Regions from separate parts of the Homo sapiens genome. Here region 1 is linked to region 2. A link is a loop called in an ENCODE intact Hi-C map of the cell type or tissue named here. Cell type or tissue: heart right ventricle. All regions are shown on one strand. Links, peaks and the distances in the headings refer to the core of each region. The heading gives the core; the rest is flanking DNA. Region 1 holds the start of LOC105374654 (a long non-coding RNA gene). Region 2 overlaps DAP (death associated protein).

The links. Hi-C counts contacts between places; a loop is a spot of excess contacts. Peaks named below come from ENCODE experiments on the same cell type or tissue, not always from the same donor. Only the 100,000 strongest peaks of a DNase experiment are listed, where the experiment ranks them.
Region 1: a loop joins it to region 2, with 3 times the contacts of the local background. A loop is called at or near these places in 3 of 110 quality-filtered maps.

What each region holds. Positions count from the first base shown.
Region 1 is chr5:10,958,725-10,971,160 of GRCh38, reverse strand. It overlaps LOC105374654 (a long non-coding RNA gene), which reads right to left and starts at 6,456. Exons shown (of 4, transcript XR_925791.3): 1 at 6,041-6,456; 2 at 1,054-1,172. RefSeq lists an enhancer at 8,747-8,956. In heart right ventricle, for the core only: no CTCF peak of the experiment used is centred there; no DNase peak of the experiment used is centred there.
Region 2 is chr5:10,683,294-10,695,729 of GRCh38, reverse strand. DAP (death associated protein) reads left to right here. Exons shown (of 4, transcript NM_004394.3): 3 at 12,159-12,201. Among named protein-coding and RNA genes, the nearest start is that of DAP-DT, 72 kb to the left of the region's middle. RefSeq lists a silencer at 383-442 and enhancers at 10,496-10,805, 10,906-10,985. In heart right ventricle, for the core only: a CTCF peak has its summit at 5,728 (motif pointing right); no DNase peak of the experiment used is centred there.

The DNA of each region.
Region 1 (12,436 bases), core at 2,048-10,047, 280 kb before region 2:
ATTTTTCCTTTTTAGGCACATATACAAATAGATTGAGGATAGATATAGACAGAGAGAGAGAGAGAGAGATGACAGATAATACATAGCTATAGATAGATGATAGATGGTGGATGGATAGGTAGATGGAGGTAGGTAAGTCAATAGATGGGGTCTTACTTGAACTATGAAATAGCCTAAAGCCCCCACAGGTTCCCTTGGCAAAGAAGGTTGGTCAGCCAGTGATTTATTGTTTGTAACATGGGATGTATTGGATAAAAGCCCCAAGTGACAAGAAACCTTTGTTTTGGCTTTGATTGTCCTGAAAGTAAGTAAGGCCCCCTCCCACAAGTGGCTGTGTCTTGCATCTACAAGAGCCTCCAGACCCTGAATTTTCCTACAGAAATGGGAATGGTGTTTTTCAGAGGAAAGAGGGGAAGCGAGGAAATTTCTTTTTCTGTTCAGTCCCTATGGTAGACCATAAAAACCCAATGCACTTAATAAGATGTACAACACAGACCCCCTTTTTTTTTTGTTCTTGAGGGTATTGGTCACCAGGGACTGATTAAGAAACAGTCCCTATACCATTATACCATTATGGATAATAGTAGCATTTAACAATAAGATCTTTTTATTATCACACATTAATGTTATGATCCTCATTAAGAGTTGTGCATTAGACAATAAAATATCAGGTTTAGAAGAATCAGGGTGACATAAGATGTCACATTGTATTTGGAGCTAACCTAAGTGAAGGTTAACCAATGATGACCCATTTCATATTAATGAGACTCGTGCATTATGGAAAGCTGCTGTTTAAAAAAGCAGTGTTTAAACTCAGTAGGAAAAACAAACAAAAAACCTCAGTGTATTTGGTATGTCTTGTTTCTCTTCAGCTCCTTTTTAATGTCTGATACTGTCCCCTTCGTCTCTGAGAACCGTGCCCCCGAGAAGTGAGGTCTGACTGTCTGAAGATACAGTATTCTCACTCACACGGCAACAGGGAAATGAACATGGCTCTTGTCTGACAAAATGCTGTTTACAAAAGTATTCATCCAGGCTGTTGGGGTCTCTTACCTACCAAATAGAACACTCCAGGCGCCTCAGCTCACCTCCACCTCAGACGGCAGGAGAAGAAAGGCTGCGGCCAGTCGGTTCACAGAAACCTGACCTTTATCTCAAGACCAAAGGAACCTCTGTGTGACAAAGAGAAAAAAATAAGCCAGCAATCAGGGGAGCCCATGGAGTGCTTTAGAGATCTGCACATCACAGGCTGGAGGCTGCTGACATGCCGGAGACTGCTGACATGTTGCAGGATTTTCCATGGCAACGTTTCCTGTAAGGCCCCATGGCTCCACTCCCCATCTGACATTTCATTTCTACACTGTGGTCGAAATGAGATTATAATAGAAACTCATGCCGGGTAACCATCTCATCAAGACCAAACTGACCTTCCTATCAGCAGCCTTGTATCCCTGGGTCTCTCTAAAATCCCCAAATCTCCAAAACCAAAAAAACACTCTGTAATGCACTTGGTAGCAAAAGCTCACCTGAACAAACTCCAAGCTATGAATGGTCTTTGTTTCTCCGACCTCATGAGACTCCTCCGATGTTTCTCACACATGGTGCATTTGACTACCAGGTCCTGCCCAGACTCTGCTGAGCTTGTTATGGACTTTGTGGTGCACACCCAAATTACCTTCTAAAATCAGAAAATTTCTTAGTTCAGTTTGCCCCAAGGGATTCACACAGATGAGCTTGTACCCAAGTGCTTAATAAGAGAACTGGACTTATGAGTTACCAAAGCCTGGTTCGGCTCTCAGAACCAGTTCCCTTCCTGTGGTGCATTTCAGATCAGAATCTACATTAAAGTGTGCTGGTCTCCATCCTGCGGAGAGGTCCCTGTGGGCAAGAGAGCCTCGTGCACACCACCTCATCGCAAGGCAACATACCGCTTTGTAACCTGTAGGTACATAGGAATGAGACTTCTGGGTGTCCTCGACAATGCTTGGCTGTACAAAGCAAAGAGACCAAGATCTCCAGTTGCTTGCAAACAACAACTAGAATACACCCAAGCAGGGGACCCATTAATGTTTTTTCCAGACAGAAGGTTTCTAATACAGCCCCTGTCGCAATACCCAGTTCCAAACTAGCAAATCAGGCACTTGACCCTCCGTCTCTTCATCAGTTCCATCATAAGTAACTTGTCTGCCCCTAAAGCTCATCAGCCACGAAGGATAGAGAAGAAATAAGACCCACCCCCAACTCCCTAAGCACACTAGGTAATTAATAACGAAAGTGGAGTTTTAACTCAAGTTTGGGCCTGTAAGACAATGGAATTCTCCACATAAACTTCAACAATAACCACATAAAAATCACACATTTTTAAACTTTACAATATTTGATTGCTCAGTTTCTCAATAAAATGAAGACATTATGAAGCACCTGGTTCTCTGTACTGGAACTTGCATGCATGACAAAGACATAACCCCAGGGTGGTGAGGACAACAATCTCAGAGAAAATACAAGATAAACATACTGCTCTACTGCAGGGCTTCTCGGCCAGTGCATTACTGATTTTTGGGCTGAATAATTGTCTGGGGGTGGTGTGAAATGCTTTCCTATGCATTCTAGGATATTTATCAACATCCTTGGCCTCTACCCACTTGATGCTTACAGCACCACCATCTGCAGCTGTGACAATCAAAACCATCTCCAGGTATAAGCAAATGTCCCCAGGGGGCAAAATCGGCCCCAGTTGAGAACCACTACTCTAGTGTGATGCACGATACGCTAACCACTACTGAGTTAAAGGAAGGGAAAAGATGCACTCCTAGCTGAGTGATCTGAGGAATACGAGACAGCAGAGATGGTGTTTGGCAAGAACGTAAGGAGTGGAGAGGCTTCCAATGAGCAATGATGAGGGTGCTTCAGGAAAAAGAAACAAGTGAAGGAGAAGATGGAGGAAGGATAGGGAATGAACAGAGAACAATTTGCAATACATTTCACTCCAAAATTAGGAGTAGGAGGAGGATGGAGCGAGAGAGAAACCCACTAGGGACAAAGTTTGAGGCCCTTGAAAGCTCTATTGTGACAGGTGTGGTAGCGTGTGCCTGTAGTCCCAGCTACTGGGGAGGCTGAGGTGAGAGAATCACTTGAGTCCTGGAGGTGGAGATTAGCCTAAGCAACATAGTGAGATCCTGTCTCTAAATAAATAAATAAATAAATAAACAAACAGACAAAAAGAAGAAAGCCATATTGCAGAAACACTACAAAAAAATTTTACAACATTGTTGCAAAGATTCTGGGGTGTGGGTGTGTGTGATGGTTGTAAAGGTAAGATCTAGATAAGTGAGTCTCAGACTTCAGCATCCATTAGAATCACCTGGAGTACATCACCTGGATGGCTTATTCAGAGAGTTTCTGATTGGGTAGGACTGGAACTGGCTAAGAATTTGCATTTCCAAGATGTTTCCAAGCGATGTTAATGTTGCTTGTCTGGGGGCCATATGTTGAGAACCACTGGTTTAGGGAGAATCACTTCTGAGGCTGTTGTAATAATTAACCTAGAACCTCGTTACTCAAAGTGTAGTCCGGGGATTAGCAGCATCAGCATCGGCTGGTAGCTCACTAGAAATGCAGACTATTGGGTCCCACACCAGAATCTGCATTATCAAAAGGTGATTTTTTGGAACATTAAAGTTTGACAGCCATGATCCAAAAAACACATAAGCGTCTGAGCTAAAAGAATGACAGTCAAGAGAAATAAAACTAATGTGAAATACTGTAGAAATAAAATTAGTAGACCTTGGCTACTGCTCAGTGAAGGATGGAGGTACCCAAAGATCCCTCTGAGGTGTGAGCCTAGGTAACCAGAAGTCCAGCACATATTATAACCACATAAAAATGTGTGATTTTTATGTAGTTATTGTTGAAGTTTATGTCAAGAATTCCATTGTCTTACTAAGGCCCAAACTTGACTTAAAACTCCACTTTCTTTATTACCTAGTGTGCTTAGGGAGTTGGGGGTGGGTCTTATTTCTTCCTTATCCTTCGTGGCTGATGAGGCTTTAGGTGTAGACAAGTTACTTATGATGGAACTGATGAAGAGACGGAAGGTCAAGTGCCTGCTTTGCTAGTTGAGTTTCTACTCATCCATGACAAGGAGGAAAAACTTTTCCAGCGAGGAAAATCCACTTGGTTTTGGACATGTGAAGTTGCCCATGCTGATGGCAATTACAGAGGGCGGTGGGATGTGCAAATGGTACTTTGAACTAGAGATGTGGAATTGGGTGTCTCTTTGAGGTTAAAAGCTGGAAAGTGGGTGTGGACAGAGCATCCATGAAAAAGAAGATTTGGAGAAAAGAGAGTCCCAGCATGATGAGAACCCCTGGGGAAGCAGCGTGAGGCAGAAGAAGACTGAGGAGAAAGCCAGGTGGGGTGGAGGCGGGAAGAATGAGACCAGTGTACTTTATCCAAACCAGGGAAGGACAGCATTTCACGTGCAGAGAGCAGCAAATGCCACTGGTGGGCACAGAGGATGACAAGAAGAAAAATGGCCGAAAACAAACCTTTGCACATTGCAATGTGCAGACTGCGCAGGACTTTCGGGAGTAGCTCCGGAAGCAGGTGAGGGTGAGTGAACGGGAGGTAGGAGGCTGAGGCAGTGAAAAGTTTGGGAATGGGCTAGCAATTGAGCTGAGACCCTGGGCTGGGACAATCACATAAGGAATGAAGAACTATTTTAGGACAGCAAAATAAACTTTTAAACCAAGGCAAAGGTAATTCATGCTTGTGCAAATGGTTTAGAAACAACCCCTTCTATTTGTATGGTATTGTATTGCCTTCATTGTATTTTAACATTTGTTCTCCTTGTCCTGCTCACTACTAGTATCCTCAGCCTTGCTTTCTTTTAGCAAAGGGGAATAAGGGCCAGGCACGGTGGCTCACACCTGTAACCCCAGCACTTTGGGAGGCCGAGGCAGGCAGATCACCTGAGGTCGGGAGTTTGAGACCAGCCTGACCAACATGGAGAAACCCCATCTCTACTAAAAATACAAAATTAGTGGGGCGTGGTGGCGCATGCCTGTAATCCCAGCTACTCGGGAGGCTGAGGCAGGAGAATCACTTGAACCCAGGAGGCGGAGTTTGCGGTGAGCCAAGATTGTGCCATTGCACTCCAGCCTGGCAACAAGAGCAAAATTTTGTCTCAAAAAAAAATGGGGGGAAGGGGAAGATGCTGTGATATCATGCAGCTGAATATAAAATTTTGCAGCTGGATATTCAACTGGGGCTTTTCTGCTCAAGAGATGATTACGAGTGTGCCAAGCAAAGGGGACATAAAGAGGAAAAAGTCTAATTCAGTCTAATTTTTCAGGGTCCACCCTTTACTCAGCACCATGACATCCACACAGGGCAACATGGAATAAGTCTGATCCTTAGCTCTGTGAGTTTGGGTGTCTATTGCTGTTCACCATGCAGCCGACACCACCAGTACCTGCCACATCAATTACTGATCTCTCTTCTAGACTTTCATCCTTACTACCCCATTACAACCCCATCTGCTCCAGGCTACTTATCCTCACTTCTCATATGATCAGTCTACCAGAAGCCTGGCCCTTGATGGAACCGACACTATGTTTTTGTTCAGAGTTCTCATCACAGCTTCCATTACTCGCTCGCTCAGCAGAGAAGCCAGGTGCCTATTTCCTAATGGCTGCAAGGATTCTTCATGCCTCATAATTGCAAGCAGACATCTGTGAGATAACCACACAGTTAAGTCATGGAGCAGGGGAAAGTAAACTGGCCTTTGTGGGAATTACACCCAAACCATCGGCCACATTAAGACTGCATGTGCACACCTGAGCTAACCTGTCATCAATGGAAACACTATCCCATTTCTACTACCTGAATATACAGCCAACTCTTAATTATCAAAGACAGAGTTGAAAATCACACACGTACAGAATTTAAACTAGACTAATTCTGATTTTCTATTGCTCTGTAACAAACTGCTTCAAAAGTTGTGCTTTAAAGAAAGAAAAAGAGAGAGAGAAACACTTACTTTGTTCAAGACTTTGTAACCTGGATTGTACTCCACTGGGACAACTCAGCTGTGCTGCACTCAGAGTCAGCTGCGGAGGCACGGGGCTGAAAGCTGGACTCACTTAAAGGCTCAATCACTTAGCTGTCTGGCACTTGGGCTGGGAAGACTCAAGTAGCTGGTACAGGGACAGCTGTGGCTCCTCAGGCGTCCTCTGAGCTCGCTCCACCAGGTCTCTCCAGCAGGGATGCTTCAGGGCAGCCAAACTTCTTACATATTATCTCAAAGCTCCCAAAACCCATATCCCAAGGCAAAAAGCCAGGCGCAAAAGTCGGGATGCATTCCATCAGTCAATGCAGCGGCAAAATAATGCTCAGTTTCAGGGGATGGGGTGGGAAACAGACTGTGTTTCTTGATGGAAGAGTGGCAAGATTCTGGAAGAGCCTGTGGGATAGAAATACTACAGTGGCCTTTTTGGTACAATCTACCACAAAGCTTGTAACATTTTGCAGCAATGGGTTCAGCTTCCTCTTTCAAACATTTAGCCAATATTTCTTAATAATGGCAAAAATGATGAGTTTTGCTAGAAGAAGTGAAAAACAAATAATGTAACTAACGTAAATGTGAGCGGAGAAAAGGTTTTGGATCCTGAGTTTTTATTTTCCTCCAGCTGAATGAGAAGGAAGCATTCAGCCACTGTTGTTCCTGGCAGCCATCTTATGACCATGAGGAGCCCAATTAGGCTAAAGCCAAAGTGGAGGAGAGCAGAACAGGAGATAGAAATAACCTGGCTCTCTTCTAAGAGCACTAAAAAGCACCAATCACAAGAATATTCCACAACAGGCAATGGTCAAGTACTCACGATCACATTATAGAGACCCTTCCTGCCCACTCCTAGGAAGTAACAGAAGCCTGGACCGATGGAAGCAATCTCAACACAAAACCCAGTTAAGTACTCATATTGTCATTTTATTATAAAAAGAACATACTTTTCTGAAAAGTTAGGAAAATATAATTACTTTTTTAAAACTCAATGCCAATTTTGGTAAGCAGAAAAGTGTTCCATAGACACTTTCTGTAGTTACCATCCTGATATATCTTATTCATTCAACCACCAGTAAAATATGCTGCAGATTTACAACTGAAAGCATTTGAAATTGTATTATTGCCTCAATACACTATTAAGAGCAATTTCAGGTTCTTAAGTAATTATGTTCTTCATGTGTTCACAATGTATAACCAATGAGAACAATCATTGAAAGATGATCAAATTGTTGAAACAACTAAGGAATAACACACAGGCTAGGAAACTGAGCAATGATACGTCTTTCTTCTGAGTCGGGCTTTGAGAATACTGTTTCCAAATGGGAATGCCTCCAAAATGCAAGGCCCTTTATCGCTTCCTTTTCTGCTAACACACGCCACCTAAATTACCAATGCAATGTAACTGCCTGCTCTGTTTCCACAACTCCCAGTCCCATACCTTCTAAGGGGAGCTCTTTGCCACTAATCCTTGGGCCCTGTTAAAAATAAAGAGCATTCGCAGCAAATGAAACATGGCCCAGATGAATGCCGCCAGCTTTCAATAGCCAGACACTCGGCATTACAGGTGCAATAATCAACCTGCCAACAACTGCTTCACTGGTCCAGGCACACTCCTGAGCTCCATTAGAGAGGTATCCCAACCAGATTTTCTGTTCACTCAAGACCCAAGATTCTGAAGGGCAGCTTTACTTACTTTCCTAAGAATTTCTAATCCGTAAAAAACTAAAGCCACTGGCCAAGATACACCTGACCCCAGAGTGTGCTAATGACAAGGAGACTGTTCTATCCCCCCCAGGAGGAGATGACTGTGCAAACTGTGTGATGAAACGGCCATGAATGGAAAAGGAAATGGTGTTTTTAAATGCTTCTATTTTGTTTTAGACTGTTCCAGAGATGTCTAAAAAGTCAGAAAGGAGATTGGCAGTCCCTTTTAGGTAGAAATTCAAAGTCGCTAGGTTATCGTACCTGCACTAGGTAATCGTAAGCAATTTATTTATGCAATTAACTTTGACCCTAGCAAAGGTTTAAAGGTAGAACTGACCAGAGGACGTGGTAAAGAAAGTCATTTTGTCAGGTCCACTCTTACAGCAAATGTCAGGCCCAGGGTCAGGTTCTAGCCCATGCTGAGGTCTGAGAGGAGTGGGTAGGTGGCAGATAGCTGAAAGAACACTTGGAGGGCCGTAGGTGGGTGAAATGTAGTTTTATTCAGTAGCTCTTTCATCAGCAGCTTACTCACTCTAGCTCTCTCTTGCACTGTCCACCCTTATCTTGGCCGTCTGCTCCAGCTCTGTGGCTCCTCTCAGCAGCTGGCTCCACAGCCCCTGCCGCCCCCACACCTACAGCTGCACTCCTTTACCTACAAGGCCAGCTCTCCCTTACAGGTGTCAGTAGCATTACTCTCTCTCTCTCTGGGTATGAGAGCCAAGCAGCATGTATCAGCATCAGCAGGGCAGTTATACCCTTTACAGATAATAGTGGCATACGGCCGGGCACGGTGGCTCACGCCTGTAATCCCAGCACTTTGGGAGGCTGAGGCAGGTGGATCACCTGAGGTCAGGAGTTTGAGACCAGCCTGACCAACATGGTGAAACCCCATCTCTACTAAAAATACAAAAAATTAGATGGGCGTGGTGGCACACACCTGTAGTTCCAGCTAGTCAGGAGGCTGAGGCAGGAGAATCGCTTGAACCTGGGAGGCAGAGGTTATAGTGAGCTGAAATTGCACCATTGCACTCCAGCCCGGGCAATGAGAAAGTGAAACTCCATCTCAAAAAAAAAGACAATAGTGGCATAGAGCCAAGTATGAGCTTACACAAACAGGTTATGTAACAAGTGGAGGTGTGCACCTGCGTACCAGTCCCGCTGAGTCATGCAGGCCTGGATGTCTGCCTCGGCCTAATTCTTGACCAAAGTACGTCCATGTACCTTACAGATTAAAAAAATAATTTAATAGAAATAGAGTAAGAAAACTTCCTGTCTTGTTAATATGAAAGCATAGCTAGTGTTTCACTGAATTTGAGTGAAATAACCTCAATTTTTTTTTTTTTTTTTTTGAGATGGAGTTTTGCTCTTGTTGCCCAGGCTGGAGTGCAATGGCACGATCTTGGCTTACCACAACCTCTACCTCCCGGGTTCAAGCAATTCTCCTGCCTCAGCCTCCCAAGTAGCTGGGATTACAGGCATGCATCACCATGCCCAGCTAATTTGTATTTTTAGTAGAGATGGGGTTTCGCCATGTTGGCCAGGCTGGTCTCGAACTCCTGATCTTGTGATCTACCCACCTTGGCCTCCCAGAGTGCTGGGATTACAGGTGTAAGCCACCACACCCGACCTCCAACTTTCTTTTGTTATAAATGTGTCCCGTGCAATATTTGTAACATACTAAATAATGTTTTCATAATTTATCTGAAGTTAAAATTTATCTAGATGTCCTGTGTTTTACCTGGCAACCCTAGTTTAATCTATATTTCTACCATGATTTTTATAATGTATTATGCTTTATAGGAAAAAGTAAAAATAAATGTAAGAATTTAATAATTAATTTCAATTATCATAGATGATCATAGATAATTGAGACTCTTTCAATTATTAATAAATGATTTTAAAATTATATAATGGTAAAAATATGGAGTATAGTAGGACTCCGAATGCTTCTTTGGACAAGCTAATTAATGTCTGGGTCTCTCTTTCTGTATTAGTAAATTGGTGGTAATATCAGTTCTGCTTCCATTTTGGAGTCTTTGTGAAGTCTTTTGTGAAGAACTGGCTTAGGAACAGTGGTGTCTGGTGAACATTTAACAACTGACTCAAAAAAAAAAATATGTGATTTATGGCATTTGCCAGTTTCTGTGGTGTAACTTCACACACCATAACCAATTTCAACCTGCCAATATGATGTCTCTGAATGCAGAGTTGAAAGTGGTGGTTGGTTGTAAACCTGTATGTACTTTCCAGGATGCAGATAAAATAGATAATAACTTAGGTAACCTCTAGAACATAGATAGTAGTAGAATGTAGTGAAATAATTACGTTTGTGATGTATTCTGAATATTTATTACCTTTACTTTCAATTTAATTTGTTTAATTGTAAATTTATACCATTTAACACTTAATAATGGCTATATTTAACGAGGATCTTCCTGAAAATTTAACAATCAGCTCTTGTGAGCCATTACAGGCCAGCTCTAGCATACCATTGCCCATAACATTTTTAACTACTGTACGAGTGTGCAACCTTTTTTGGTTTTGGTTGTGTTTTGTTGTGGTGGTGGTGATGGTAAGAACACTTAACATGAGATCCACCCTCTAACAAATTTTTAAGTGTACAATACAGTATTGTTAACTATAGGGACAACATTGCACAGCGGATCTCTAGAACTTGTTCATCTTGCTTAACTGAAACTTTACGCCCTTTGACTGGCAACTCCCCATTTCCCCTTCCCCCAGCCCCTGACAACAACTATTCTACTCCCTGATTTTTTGAATTTGACTATTTTAGATACTTCATTTAAGTGGAATCATGCAGTATACATCCTTCTGTGACTGCTTATTTATCTTAGCATAATGTCCTCAAGTTTCATTCAAGTTATCTGATACTGCAGGATTTCCTTTTTAAAAAATATATGTATATTATTTTTAGAGAGAGGGTCTTGCTATGTTGCCCAGGCTGGAGTGTAGCAGCTATTCACAGTCACAATCAGAGAACACTGCAGCCTCAAACTCCCGGACTCAAGCAATCTCCTGCCTCAGCTGGGATTACAGGTGTGTACCACCGCACCTGGTTAGGACTGAATAATATTTTTGTATGTACATACCATATTTTCTTTATCCATTCATCTGTCACTGAACACAAGTTGCTTCCACATTTTGACTATTGTCAGTAGTGTCACAAACTATGTTAGAATGCTAATATCTCTTCAAGATCCTGTTTCAATACTTTTAGATAAGTACCTAGAAGTAGGATTGCTAGATGATATGTGTATTAGTCAGTTTTCATGCTGCTGATGAAGACATACCTGAAACTGGGCAATTTACAAAAGAAAGAGGTTTAACTGGATTCACAGTTCTATGTGGCTGGGGAGGCCTCACAGTCATGGCAGAAGGCAAGGAAGAGCAAGTCACATCTTACATGGATGGCAGCAGGCATAAAAAGAGAGATTGGGCAGGGAAACTCCCCATTATAAACCCATCATATCTCGTTAGACTTACTCACTGTCACAAGAATAGCATGGGAAAGACCTGCCCCCATGATTCAATTACCTCCCACAGGGTCTCTCTCACTACACGTGGGAATTCAAGATGAGATTTGGATGGGGACACAGCCAAACCATATTGATATGGTATTTTTATTTTTTTTATTTTTTGAGGAACCTCCATACTGTTTTCCATAGCAGCTGTACCATTTTGCTGTACCAACAGTGTACAAGGGCTCCCTTTTCTTCACATCCTGGCCAACCCTTGTTATTGTTCATCTTTTTGAACAGGTGTGAGTGATATTTCATTGTGACATTGATTTGCATTTCCCTGATGACTAGTAATGTCAGGCATGTTTTCATGTACCTGTTGGCCATTTGCATGGCTTCTTGGGATAAATGTCTATTTAAGTATTTACACTGTCTTAAATCAGGTTATTAGTTTTGTTGCTACTGAGTTGTAGGAGTTCTTTTTATATTGTAGAAATTAACCCCTTATCTGATGGTTTGCCAACATTTTCTTCTATTCTGTAAATTGCCTTTTCACTCTGTTGATTGTTTCCTTTGCTGTGCAGAAGCTTGTCAGTTTCATGCAGCTCCATTTGTCTAATTTTGTCAGTGTTGAACTTTGCTTCTACTGTCAGACCCATTAAATCATTGCCAGGATCAATGTCATGATGCTATTCCCCTGTTTTCTTCTAGGAATCTTATAGTTGCAGGACTTATGTTTAAGTCTATGAGTCATTTTCAGTTTACTTTGCGTATGGAGTAAAATAAGGGTCCAATTTTATCCTTTTGCATGTGAACATCCACTTTTCCCAACACCATTTTTTGAAGAGATGATTCTTTTCCCATTGTCTGTTCTTGGCACCCTTATCACCTTTTGAAGGAAAAATTGATTGTATATGTGTGGGTTGATTTCTCAGCTTTCTATTCTGTTCCATTGGTACCATAAGCTTGTCTTTATGCCAGTACCATACTGTTTTAATTACTGTAGCTTTGTAATATATTCTGAAATCAGGAAGTTTGATGCCTCCAGTTTTGCTACTTTTCAAGAAAACAACCTACAGTTTCAATAAAATTCCTATCAAAATCTCAATGACATTTTTCACAGAAATAGAAAAAATAATTCTAAAATTCATATGGAACCATGAAATACCTCAAACAGCCACATCTAATG
Region 2 (12,436 bases), core at 2,071-10,070:
AAGAACAGGTTGAGATGAAGTTTTGTCCTGAAATCACAGTGTCCTGGAAGCAGTAGTTCTGAGGAAGGGGCAGATTGCCGTCCCAGCCTCTTCACTGAAGGATTTGAAGGCTGATTCCAGTTGTATGAAAACAGCATCTCACTGCAAAGAAGGTGCTGTTAGACCAATGTGAACATGAGCTCAAGCATTCTCACCTAGAAAAGCACCTCTGGTTGTGCCCTTTTGAAAAATGTTATAAATTTCTTATGCCAAATTTAGAAGGAATTAGGTTCCAGATTATTTTCTCTCGGGTTTAGAATTGTGTTTACGACACTGAAGTTGAGTTTTATATGCCTTTGGTCAGACTCGTGACAATTAGCCACTCCTGGGGAGAAGGGGCACCCTCGTGCCCAGGTGCCAGCAGCCCTCGCCCGCAGTGCCTGGCCGGCTTCCATTTCTCCTTGAGGTGGCTGAGCTGGCCGGAGCGTTCGCGGGCTGAGAGGACCAGCAGTGCCATCTTGTGGAAATGTTGTCAGTGCTGAAGCCAGGCTGAAGGAGGGAGACAGCCTCGACTGTCACACTCTGAAGAATGATGTTATCCAGAAATGTCTGGGTGCAATCGAGTGAGACGTTTCCCTCTGCTCACCAGCCATGCTAATTATTATTTTGCTGTCCAGAAAATTAATAGCCCAAATAAATTAAGACCAAGCCAAGAAGGTATTTCAAGAACTAAAAATGGCAGGAACGGATTTGTTTTCCATCGACTTACTGGGAAATGTTTAAAAAGTCACCCCAGCTGGGAATATATTTTCTGTAAACTCTGGAAGCACAAAGCTATGGATTCTGAGCAGAGTCAAAACAAGAGTTTTGGAATTTGCTTCTAGGCTGCCCTGCAGGCTCTGTGCTTTCCTGAGGAGACTGCTTTTCCCGGTCAATGAGCGCATGTGCTGGGCCACAACCTATGTCACCCCCTTCATCAGTGCATGAGAAGAGCCCCCAGCCCCATTCACTTTGTATGGGCAGAAGCTGATCGAGGGTACCCTGTCCTCCCACTGCAGTGCTCTAGTGTCGTGTCCTCTCTGTTACACAAGTGCTAAGCACACACTGTGACTACCTTTCATCAGCACACAGTGGGTGAGGCCCAAGGGCCTCTTCTTCTGCACTGACAGAGGGTTTGATTTGAGGTGCGGCCCAGTTCTCAAGGTCATTACCCTGGAAAAGCAGTCTCTTTGCCCACCCTCCTCAGGAAAGCACAGAGCCCGCCAGGCAGCCTAGAAGCAAATTTGGAAACTGTGTTTCGACCCTGTTTAGAATCTGTTGCTTTCTGCTGTGTGTATGTGCGTGTGTGTGTGTGTGTGTGTGTATGCACATATATAGAGTCACCTAAGAAGGTAGGGTCTGTTGCTGTCCAGTTTTATAGACAAGGAAACTAAGCCTCAGAAAAGTCAACCACCAGCTCACCAGCTTGTCCCTGGCAGAGTCAGGATTTGAACCCGGATCATCCAACACTCTAGCCCACACTCATGGTGTCCATTTGCCACGGTCCCTCCTTTGCGTGGTTCTGAATCGTCTCTGGCCCTGTCGGCTGCCTCGAATCTGTTAAATGGTTTGAAGCCTCCCCTGCATTTTGTTCCCGAGACTGAGGAACAGAGTCGTCTGAGATGGTGGAGATCTCAGACGACCCGACTGAAGAGCACAGCCCTTGCGCTTCCTCCCGGGCTCCACCCCCAGGACCCCAAGCAAGGTTCCAGCCTCTCTGAGGCACCATTTCTTCCTCCGTAAAATAGAACATCACCTGCCGAAGGAACTCAGATGAGCTAATGATTTATGTGGAAGTGCTTTGTATGCTAGTTAAATGCTAGAGACATAAGTGATCATTTTTCAGGAAAAAAAATCCACTATCAAGTCAGAAAGTAAATCTTTAGGTAGATTTGAATATATTGTACTGTCTGGTTGAATAAAGGACCCTCAGGTTACATTTAGATTGCTTACCTTAAAACTCTGCATCTCTAAATCATATACAGAAGACAAGCTAAAACTCTGCTTTAAAATGAGGGGACTGGGCTTGGAGCCAAGATTACATGCACTATACAGCCCTCGTTCCAAGTCTGGTTCCCAGCACTTATTACTGTGCAACCCTTGGGCAAATGACTGGTCCTTTCTGATTTACCATTCCAATCTGTGAAATGGACAGTTCCTGCCTCACAGGACCAAGAGAGTTAGATACAGCACTTCTAAGGGGAGCGCCTAACTCAGCACCTGGTCCATAGTACATAGTGGTGATTGATAAACAGTAGCTTTTATCAACCTGAGATCATTTCTATCCTTTAGGGAAAATAGAGCACCAGTGGCTTATTAAAGGCCATGTGTCCCTGCCTTCTGTGTACATGCTTCCTGCTGATAGAGTACATTTACATGAAAAGGAGACAGCATTTGCAGAGGATAACTTGAGTAGACTTCCATGAACCCAGGTCAAAACTAACATGAAAATGATTCTGTTACGTACAACTCTCCAGTAATGCCTTTGCTGCCATTTTGATTACTTTCAGTGGGATCAGAGATTTGACCAGATTCCCAGTTTCACTACTACTACGCACGTGTGTGTGTGTGTGTGTGTGTGTGTGTGCGTGTGCATGTTTCTCCCCATCCCAGAATTCACCTTCGTGGTAACTAAGCTGACCCTAATCCCTACCAGGATGCTTGGGAAGGAAGAGGCTGACCAGTCAGATGCACATCGGACCCTCCCTGTTGCACAGAATCCTATTTTGGGGTGAAGAAGGGCACTGCATTTTTCTAAGAGTGCAGAAGCTCTCCAGGGTTAAGGGAAGAAGGGTAAGGACCCCACAAAACTAGCTGTGGTGAGCCAGGCTGGAGCAGGGCAGCAGATACAAATTACTTTGTTCACAAGTTGCCTGTCAGTAGCAGTCCTATTTGAAGATTACTAGCAATCGGTCCTTTTGGGGAGCCCGGATTCATTTCCTGGCTGACCTGCTCTCTGTAGCCCAGGGGAAAGTATTATTGCAATATCGGTGTCCTGTGGGGACTGAGTAGGTACATGTGGGGTGTCGCGTACAGTTCTAGGCAAAACTCTAGAAACCGCACTGGAATGCAGTTGGGAGAATAGCTGAGAGAGTGAAGGAATTTGAAATCATGCCTTTGAGTCTGGGAAAGGGATGTTCTGGGGGCTTGTGGTAGCCTTCTTCAAATACCAAAGGACTGTCCTGTGGAAGAGCGTTAGACTTGGGATGGGCGCTGGACTAAGTGCAGGGAGACAGAATCCGGCCCACCTGGGAGACATCCAGGCGGCCCCCACTGAAGGCCCTTAAGCTCTCAACTGCGAAAGGATGAAGGTATAGATTGCAGCAGCCGTCTGCCTGGTAGGGAACCTCCTGTCCAGCTCTAACTCACAAGAGTGCATCGCTTTACACCTCTCAGAACTGGGGCAGAAACCAGGCTGTCAGAGCACCACGATGATGAGGGAGGGTGTAAAGCCTTAGAACACAAAAGAATGTTAAAAGTCTTCTCAATTTTTATATGAGTTACATGTTGGGGTAGCAGTAACTTGAATATATTGAGTTAAATAGTTGCTGTTTGGGAGTTTAGGGAAGTTTTAAAACTATGAATTTGGGTTTCTCAGCCCTTTCCACATTCCTTTAAAGATGAGACCATCAAACTCAGTCTTGATGATATCTGCATTCCACAGGGTTACTCAGTCACTGAGCGTTTCTGGCATTTTATCCTGTCTGTCTGCAGTTTCCACAGAATGCCAATAAGGTATAAATCTTCATTAAGAAAATTTAGAAAATAAGTAATAGCAAACTTTTGTTAAGGACAAAGGGTCCTTTTAAGAGTTTGATGTGGTCCTTGCCAGATGGACAATAGAGACCCACGTGCACGGACATCAGGTGGCTGCTTAGTCTGGGTGTGAAAAAGCTGCAGTTTCTGCTAGTGTATAGGAAGTGTTATCTGGATTCTAATCCTGGCTAATTCTGCCTGGCTTGCAGTTCTTTTCAATTTAAATAAGTGTAGTTTTTAAAGTCTGGAAAGGCCTGAGGATATGGGGCGGGCAGGGTTGATAGTTTTCACTCTCTGTTTCCTGAGAGAAAATAATGTTGCATCTTCAAAACAGCATCTGTCAGAATGATTTTCATCAGATTAAATAAATCCTCAAAGCAGCTATCATACTTCTTAGACTTGAGAAATGTAGGTTATACTTTGCATGGAAGCCTAATGGCATTTAAAATAGGTGTGTTTTGCATGTACAGCCTTACACCCAGACCTTTGACTGGGGTTTCTCGCTTGTGAGATTTTGTTCAAGCTACCACATCTCAAAGAGTTTAGTAACTGTTTTTACTTTATAAACGTCATAAATAATTATTTGCCAATTTAAGTTGCTGTTAATTATAGTTGGAAAAAAGGATTGGGCTCTGAAGCCTTTGGGCCAAACTTGATGAAAACCTTCAACACAACATACGCTCTGTCACGGGACAAGTTACATGAAAATACATATCGCTGTTAGACATTTTGGAAGAGGCCTGCCTTTTGCCATCTTTTCATGGGCAGCTGCCATATGTCCTTACAGCCAATTATGGCCTTTTCAGTTTTAGAGAAGAATTTTGGGGGCGACTTTTGGTTCATAAAGACCTTTAATGAATGATCAATACAGATTGATATTTATTATTCTGTGGCAGGGAAGCTTATTCTTAAAATTAGTTGCTAAATCTAAACCACAGTACGATACTTCCTCACACCCATTAGAATAGAGCCTTTATCCAAAAAAACAGAATAAAACAAAACAGAAAACAACGAGCGTTGGCAGGGATATGGGGAAATAGGAACCCATGTGCGTTGCTGGTGGGAATCTAAAATGGAACAGCCGCTGTGGAAAACAGGTTGGTGATTCCTCAGAAAGTTAAACACAGAATTACCATATAACCCAGCAATTCCACTTCTGAGTTACACACAAAATAATTGAAAGTAGAAACTCGAGCACATATTTATACACCCACGTCCATAGCTGCACCATTCGCAGCAGTCCAGGTGTCCATCAGCAGATGAATGGATAAGCAGAATGTGGTCTGTCTGTACAGTGGAATGTTATTCAGCCTCAAAAAAGAATTCCCACACATTCTGCAACATAAATGAACCTTGACAATATTATGCTAGATGGAATAAGCCAGACACAAAAAGACAAGTACTGTATGATTCCACTTACATGAGATCCCTAGGGCAGTTAAACTCACGGTGATGGCCAGGGGCTGGGAGGAGGAGAGAATGGGGAGCTAGTGTTTAATGGGGACAGACTTTCTGTTGGGAATGATGAAAAAGTTCTGGAAATAGATAAAGGTGATGATAGCATAATAATATGAATATACTTAATGCCACTGAACTGTATACTTAAAAATGGCTAAAATGGTACATAATTTTTTTGTAATTAGTTGCTGAGCTGGCTGGGGTTTCAAAGCGAAGTTAGAAGGGAGGGAGAGCTTGGACTGTCTTTAGGAAGAACGTTTGCCTTGAGCAGACCAGAGCTAAAGGAGACCCTCAGTCTGGTGTCCTGTCACTTCCCGCCGAGTCGCCTCTTGCGGCTCGATAAGACTTTCTCATGCAACACAATTCTTGAATATTGTGTAAAAAGTGCAGTCTTAAAGCAAGGACCTCGCCTGCGGAAGTGCTGGACACATGGGGTTCTTTTCTTTCAGTGCCTTATTTCTTACCAGTGCCAAACAGATGGGGGCGCTGGAGCACAGCAGTGCAGGATGAAGTCTCAGGCCTTCATGTTGTTCTTCCCCAGGTTAATTAGGTGGAATGCACACTGTTTTGGTTGTGCCCCAAGAGACTGCTCTGACCTAAGCTTGCCACTGAGTGACATTCCCTGTCCCTGCTCCTCAGCTCGGAGTCAGCCCTCAGGGTGTGCACAAGGGCAAGTTCACGGCCTTTCCATCCTGAGTGAGTCCCTTTGACTGCGGCATCAGACCCTCAGTCTTGCCATCACTCAGCCAAGTCGCCAGCACCACATCCAGCAGAATGACTAGCCACTTTGTATAGGATGCAGCACAAAGGACACCAGTCCCTGGCTCATCGCCACACCCGGTGGGCCTCACCTCACCCCTCGCCACCCAGTGGTTGGCAGAGGCACATTTCTTATGCTGAGCCTAGCATGATTTTCATTGACATCCTCTGTCTTTATGAGCAGAATCCACCAAGCCACTAAAGCTCAGCAGATTCAGTCATGACTCAGCACAAAGGAGCTATCTCCGTGAATTTGGGGTTTCACAAGGACAGCGCCATCTGTGAATGACTCCTGTGGACTCTTAGACGCTGCAACCTGCAACCATGGCCCTGGACACTCCTGGAATGAGCTGGGCCTGTGGGGGGAGGGTCATTCTTACTGCTGGGGGTCTCCTTTAGCCCCCAGGGTCTCCATGGCCATTCAGCAGTTGCGATGGGACAGTGTCTTGAGCAGCTCACATGGGAGTGAGGTGCTAAATGTGGGTTTAGGAAAGGAAAGAGCGTGCCCTGGGAGTCAGAGGCTGGTTTCTAGGCCTCAGCTTCCGTGTGTGTTTTCCAGCACTCAGGCTAGAGCAGAGCTGTCATGATCTCATATCATCACTGTTCACACACATTTCTCCGGGTACATACTCGAGGCATAGAACCCCACCCTTGTCGTGATCAATGCAGGAGACGCCCAGAGGACAGCACCTCTGAGGAGCACCGAGGGCAGGGAGGAAGGGCGGGACTGTGGCAGGCCCCTGGGCTCCAGACTCCCGTCCTCAGTGCACACAGGGGACCAGTGCTGGAGACAGATTCCTGATAGCCAGGTCCCCCGAGAGCCTCACGTGGCAGCTACTACACAGTGGGGCTGGGCTCAACCAAGGAGCCTGTCAGGAACACCCAACATGGAGGCCTCTCCAGGCTGGCGCCCTACTGCTGGATGGCGCCTCTGCGTCCTGGAGTTCCACTCCACCTCTGCAAAGGGTGGCGTACTCACAGGGTAGACCACCCTCATTGCTGGGGATCTCCTTTAGCCTCCAGAGTCTCCATGGCCATTCAGCAGTTGTGATGGGACAGTAGTTGTGTGTGTGTGTCAATCTTTATAAATACACACGTACAGTAATACAGAAGTACAAGTGATTTTAACTTGTTTTGCTTGTCTGCGTTTCAATAATGAATATGTACAGGCAGACCTCAGAGATATTGCAGGGTCTGCTCCAGGCCACCATAATAAAGCAAATATTGTGATAAAGTGAGTCCCACAACTTTTTGGTTTCACAGTGCATATAAAAGTTATGTTTACCCTCCACTGTAGCCTATTAAGTGTACAGTAGCATTACGTCTAAAAAACAATGCATAACTTAATTTAAAATTTTAAAAATTTAAAAATTCTGTATGCTAATGATCATCTGAGCCTTCAGTGAGGCTCAGTCTTTTTGTTGGTAGAGGGTCTTGCCTCAGTGTTGATGGCTGCTGACTGATTGGGGTGGTGGTTGCTGAAGGTTGGAGTGGCTGTGGCAGTTTCTTAAAATAAGACAACAGGCCAGGTGTGATGGCTCATGCCTGCAATCCTAGCACTTTCGGAGGTCAAGGTGGGTAGATCACTTGAGGCCAGGAGTTCGAGACCAGCCTGGCAAACGTGACAAAACCCTGTCTCTACTAAAAATACAAAAATTAGCCAGGCATGGTGGTGTGTGCCTGTAATCCCAGCTACTCTGGAGGCTGAGGCATGAGAATCACTTGAACCTGGGAGGTAGAGGTTGCAGTGAGCAGAGATCACACCACTGTACTCCAGCCTGGGCAACAGAGTGAGACCCTCTCCCTCTGTAAAAAAAAAAAAAAAAAAAAAAAGACAACAATGAAGTTTGTGACATAGAACATAGATCAACTCTTCCTTTCAGGAAAGAAAGATTTCTCTGCAGCATACAATGTTGTTTGATAGCATTTTACCCATGGTAGAACTTCTTTCAAAAATGGAGTCAGTCATCTCAAACCCTGCCACTGCTTTATCAATTAAGTTTATATAATATTCTATATCCTTTGTTGTTATTTTCAGTGTTTACAGCATCTTCACCAGGTGTAGATTCCAGCTCAAGAAATCACTTTCTTTGCTCATCCATGAGAAGCAACTCCTCATCCCTGAGGATTTTAATCACAAGATTGCAGCCATTCAGTTCCATCTTCAGGCTCCACTTCTAATCCTAGTTCTCTTGCTGTTTTCACCACATCTGCAGTTAGTTCCTCCAGTGAAGTCTTGAACCCCCTCAAAGTTACCCATGAGGGTTGGAATCAGCTTCTTCCAAACTCCTGTTAATATTGATATTTTGACCTCCTCCCATGAATCATGAGTATTCTTAGTGGCATCTATAGTAGTAAATTCTTTCCAGAAGGTTTTCAATTTACTTTGCCCAAATCTACCAGTGGAATTACTTATTTCTTAAATAATAAGACTTGAAAGTCAAAATTACTTCTTGATCCATGGGTTGCAGAATGAATGTTGTTTTAGCAGACATGAAAACAACATTAATCTCCTTGTATACTTGGTCTTGGGTGGCCAGGAGCATTATAAATCAGCAGTAATACTTTGAAAGGAATCTTTTTTTCTGAGCAGTAGGTCTCAACAGTGGGCTTAAAATAAGCAGTAAACCTTGATGTAAACCAATGTGCCGTCATCCAGGCTCTGTCATCCCATGTATAGAGCACAGACAGAGTAGATTTTATGTAATTCGTAAGGGCCCTAGGATGTTTGGAATGGTAAATGAGCATTGGCTTCAAATTAAAGTCATCAGCTGCATTAGTCCCTACTAAGAGTCAGCCTGCCCTTGGAAGCTTTGAAACCAGTCATTGACTTCCCTCTCTAGCTGTGTAAGTCCTAGATGACATCTTTTTCCAATAAAAGGCTGTTTTGTCAACATTGAAAATCTGTTGTTTAGTGTGGCCACTTTCATCAATGATCTTAGCTAGATCTTCTGGAGAACTTGCTGCAGCTTCTTCCTCAGCAGTTGCTGCTTCACCTTGCACTTTTATCTTCTGGAGATGGCTTCTTTCCTTAAACCTCATGAACCAACCTCTGCTAGTTTCCATCTTTTCTTCTGCAGCTTCCTCACCTCTCTTAGCCTTCATAGAACTGAAGGGAGTTAGGGCCTTTCTCTAGATTAGACTTTGGCTTAAGGGAATGTTGTGGCTTGTCTTTTATCCAGACCACTCGAACTTTCTCCATATCAACAATAATGCTCTTTTACTTCCTTGTCACTCACTCCAGTGCTCACTGGAGTAGCATTTTTAATTTTCTCCCATAACTCTTCCTTTGCATTCACAACTTGGCTATTTGGTGCAAGAGACCAGCCTGTCTGAGCTTCCGACATGTCTTCCTCGCTAAGCTGGGTCATTTCTAGCTTTTGATTGAAAGTGAGAGACATGCAACTCTTCCTTTCACTTGAATACTTCCAGGCCATTATAGACCATTGTAGAGTTGTTAATTGCCCTAATTTCAATATTGCTATGTCTCAGGGAATAGGGAGGCCTGAAGAGAAGGAGAGAGACAGGGAATGGCTGGTCAGTAGAACTGTCAGAACACATATGACAAGTATTGATTAAGTTTACCATCTTATATGGGCACGGTTCGTGGTGCCCCAAAACAATTACAGTAGTAACATCAAAGATCAATGACCACAGATCACTGTAACAGACATAATAATAATGAAGATGGACACCCATAGACTTGCTTATGCAGAGTTGCCACAAACCTTCAATTCCTAAAGAAACACATTACCTGTGAAGTGCGATAAGCAGATGCCATAAAACAAGGTGTTTGTTTGTGTGTGTGTGTGTCTGTAGAGGGGAGGGTGTTTATATATGTATATAATTACTCAAGCTTCCTCAGCCACCTTTTAGGGCTCAGTTTGGTGAGGAAGCTAATTCCCTTTATTATGCATGTATTCTTACTAGATTGACTCTCTATGGATGACATTTTATATCAAGTTTCTGGAGTGGGGTGATGTCCTGCATTTCCGCCTTTCAGAGCCTCAGCAGGTTAAAAAACAAATAGGACATGGAGACAGTGGAAGCCACTGTGCACTCCTGCTACGGAAAGACGGCTGTGCCTTGTTGAAGATGATACTATATGATTCGCTACCAGAGTGGGGCCATCCCTGCTTCAGGCTGTTCCTAGATGTTTAAAAGAACATTCCAAACGACGTTAAGAAACTTTGTGCTGCCATTTGTGTATTCCTTTCCAAATCTTTTCTAAAATGTTAGAATTCAGACCACAGTTCCTGAGCTTTGGATGCAAACTCCTTGGCCCTGAATCCCTGGAAGCCCTCCCCTGTGGATGGTATCAGCCATCACAGCAGGATGTGCTTTAAGAATCCAAATGAATTCAGTTATACCACGTGGCGGGACTTTTAAACTTGAGCTGAGCTTACTCATTTCTGGCCGACTATTAATCCTATAGCTAAATCATGTACGTAAAGGAAGGGGAAAAAAATCCAACCTGGGTAACCACACAACAAACACTAAATAAAACCAAGGTAATGTATGGGGCATCTCTGTGCTGCTTAGTAAAACTTGAAGTTTCTTAATGTCGCGAAGTAACAGAAATTACTTGGGGGAATTTCAGGTGTTTTTGGTAAACTCTTTGGGGAAGTAAACAGTCAGTGAACTTTCGGAATGCTGGGACTTTTGACTGCAGCAAAACAAAGCTAAGACAAGTGGATTCCTTAAAAAAGACCACTGGCAGCAGAGGAGAAGCAGAGCTGGGAAGAGACAGGCTGGTGAGCTCAGGGGATAAATTCTACCCCCTCTACCCAGCAGGACTGGCCTTAAGCAAAACTGAACTAAGAGGGAGATGCTTCCCCTCCACCCACCTCCGTGAGTGTCCCCGATCGATCGCGCTGTCCCAGCTGGGCTGACCTTGTATTCACCTCCAGGTCTTGGGTGTCTGTACCTCTTGGTGGAGGCATTTGGAAGTGCACACACCTTGTCCACTACCTCAAACTGTGTCCTGATGTTTTTAAATTATGGCACACGTAGCCATAAAAAATAAGTGTACAGAAGAGTATATAATTACATGGAGAGATGCTTGCCATAGCCTTAGTTCAGAAGGCAGATTACAAAACAGTATAACTATTTTTGTAAGAAAAAAGTTAATAAGAAGACAAGCACGTACATCTGTCCATAGAAGGAAAGCCTGGGAGGATAGCCCCACGTTAACAGTGTGTGTTTCCAGGTGGTAGACCTGCTGGCGATTTGAGCCTGTTTGGGCTTGTCTGTTTTTTCACACTGAGCTGTACTGCTTTGGTACTGCATCCATTCCCTCAATACTCGGCAGTTTAGGTGAGCTCAGTGTGAGTTAACATGTCAAGAGGTGACATGTTTCCCAAGGACCTTATATTTGTAATGCTCAGGGATTGATGGGGACGGGAGGTTTGTGTTGGCTCTAGAATCTCCCCTGTGAGGACGCTGGAAGGGGAAGCCTAGGGTTGAGGAGGCAGTGAGAAAGTCTCCAAGTCCACACCATGTAAAGCTACTTCTCCCCTGCTTTAGGGAAGCGCCTGTTTCACGATCTCATTAAATCCAAATAAATGGGCTTGCCCATAGTTAAAATGTGTTGATTTAACCAAAAAACAAAAATAGGCTGGGCACAGTGGCTCATCCCTGTAATCCCAGCACTTTGGGAGGCCAAGGTGGAAGGATGGCTTGAGGCCAGGAGTTTGAGACTAGCCTGGGCAACATAGCAAGACCCTGTCTCTACAAAAATAAAAGAAAATAGCCAGGTATGATGCTGCACACCTGTTGTCCCAGCTACTCGGGAGACTGAAGCAGGATCACTTGAGTCTAGGAGGTGGAGGCTGCTGTGAGCTATGATCGTGCCTCTGCATTCCAGCCTGGGTGACAGAGACCCTGTCCCTAAAAAAAACACAAATAGAAAGTGGTTGAAGGCAATTCACTCGCAGTTGGCTGCAGTCTGTTTCTCTCTCGTACTTGGGGCTGAACTAGCCTCAGGAGAAGGAGGCTCCCGAGCCCCGTAGTGTGATCATTACAACAAATAACGCAGAGGAGAGGTTTGCTTCCCATTCTGCCTCCACGCCCTCCAGCCTGGCTCATCCACATACACATCGTCTGCCACCGTGTTCCCTGTTGTGGACTGTTTTGTTAAATCTGCCTTTTCCCTTCTTTTTTTCCAGTCCACCTAAACCCACTGTGTTCATCTCTGGGGTCATCGCCCGGGTAAGTCTGGGAGTGTCTGCGGTGGGTTTGAGGCTTTTGCATGGCAGCATGGAGTCTCCTGGTTGCTTCTGGTTTTGTTAAACTCTACCTGGAATAACCCAGCACCACTGCTCATCTCCTCTGTGGCCATGGCTCTCTTCATTGCCGCGTTTCCCCAGAGGCTGCTTCTGCAGACCGCAGGCCAGACTCGCATCCTTTACCTTTCCAGAGCCGCCGTCTGGTGAGACCCAACATT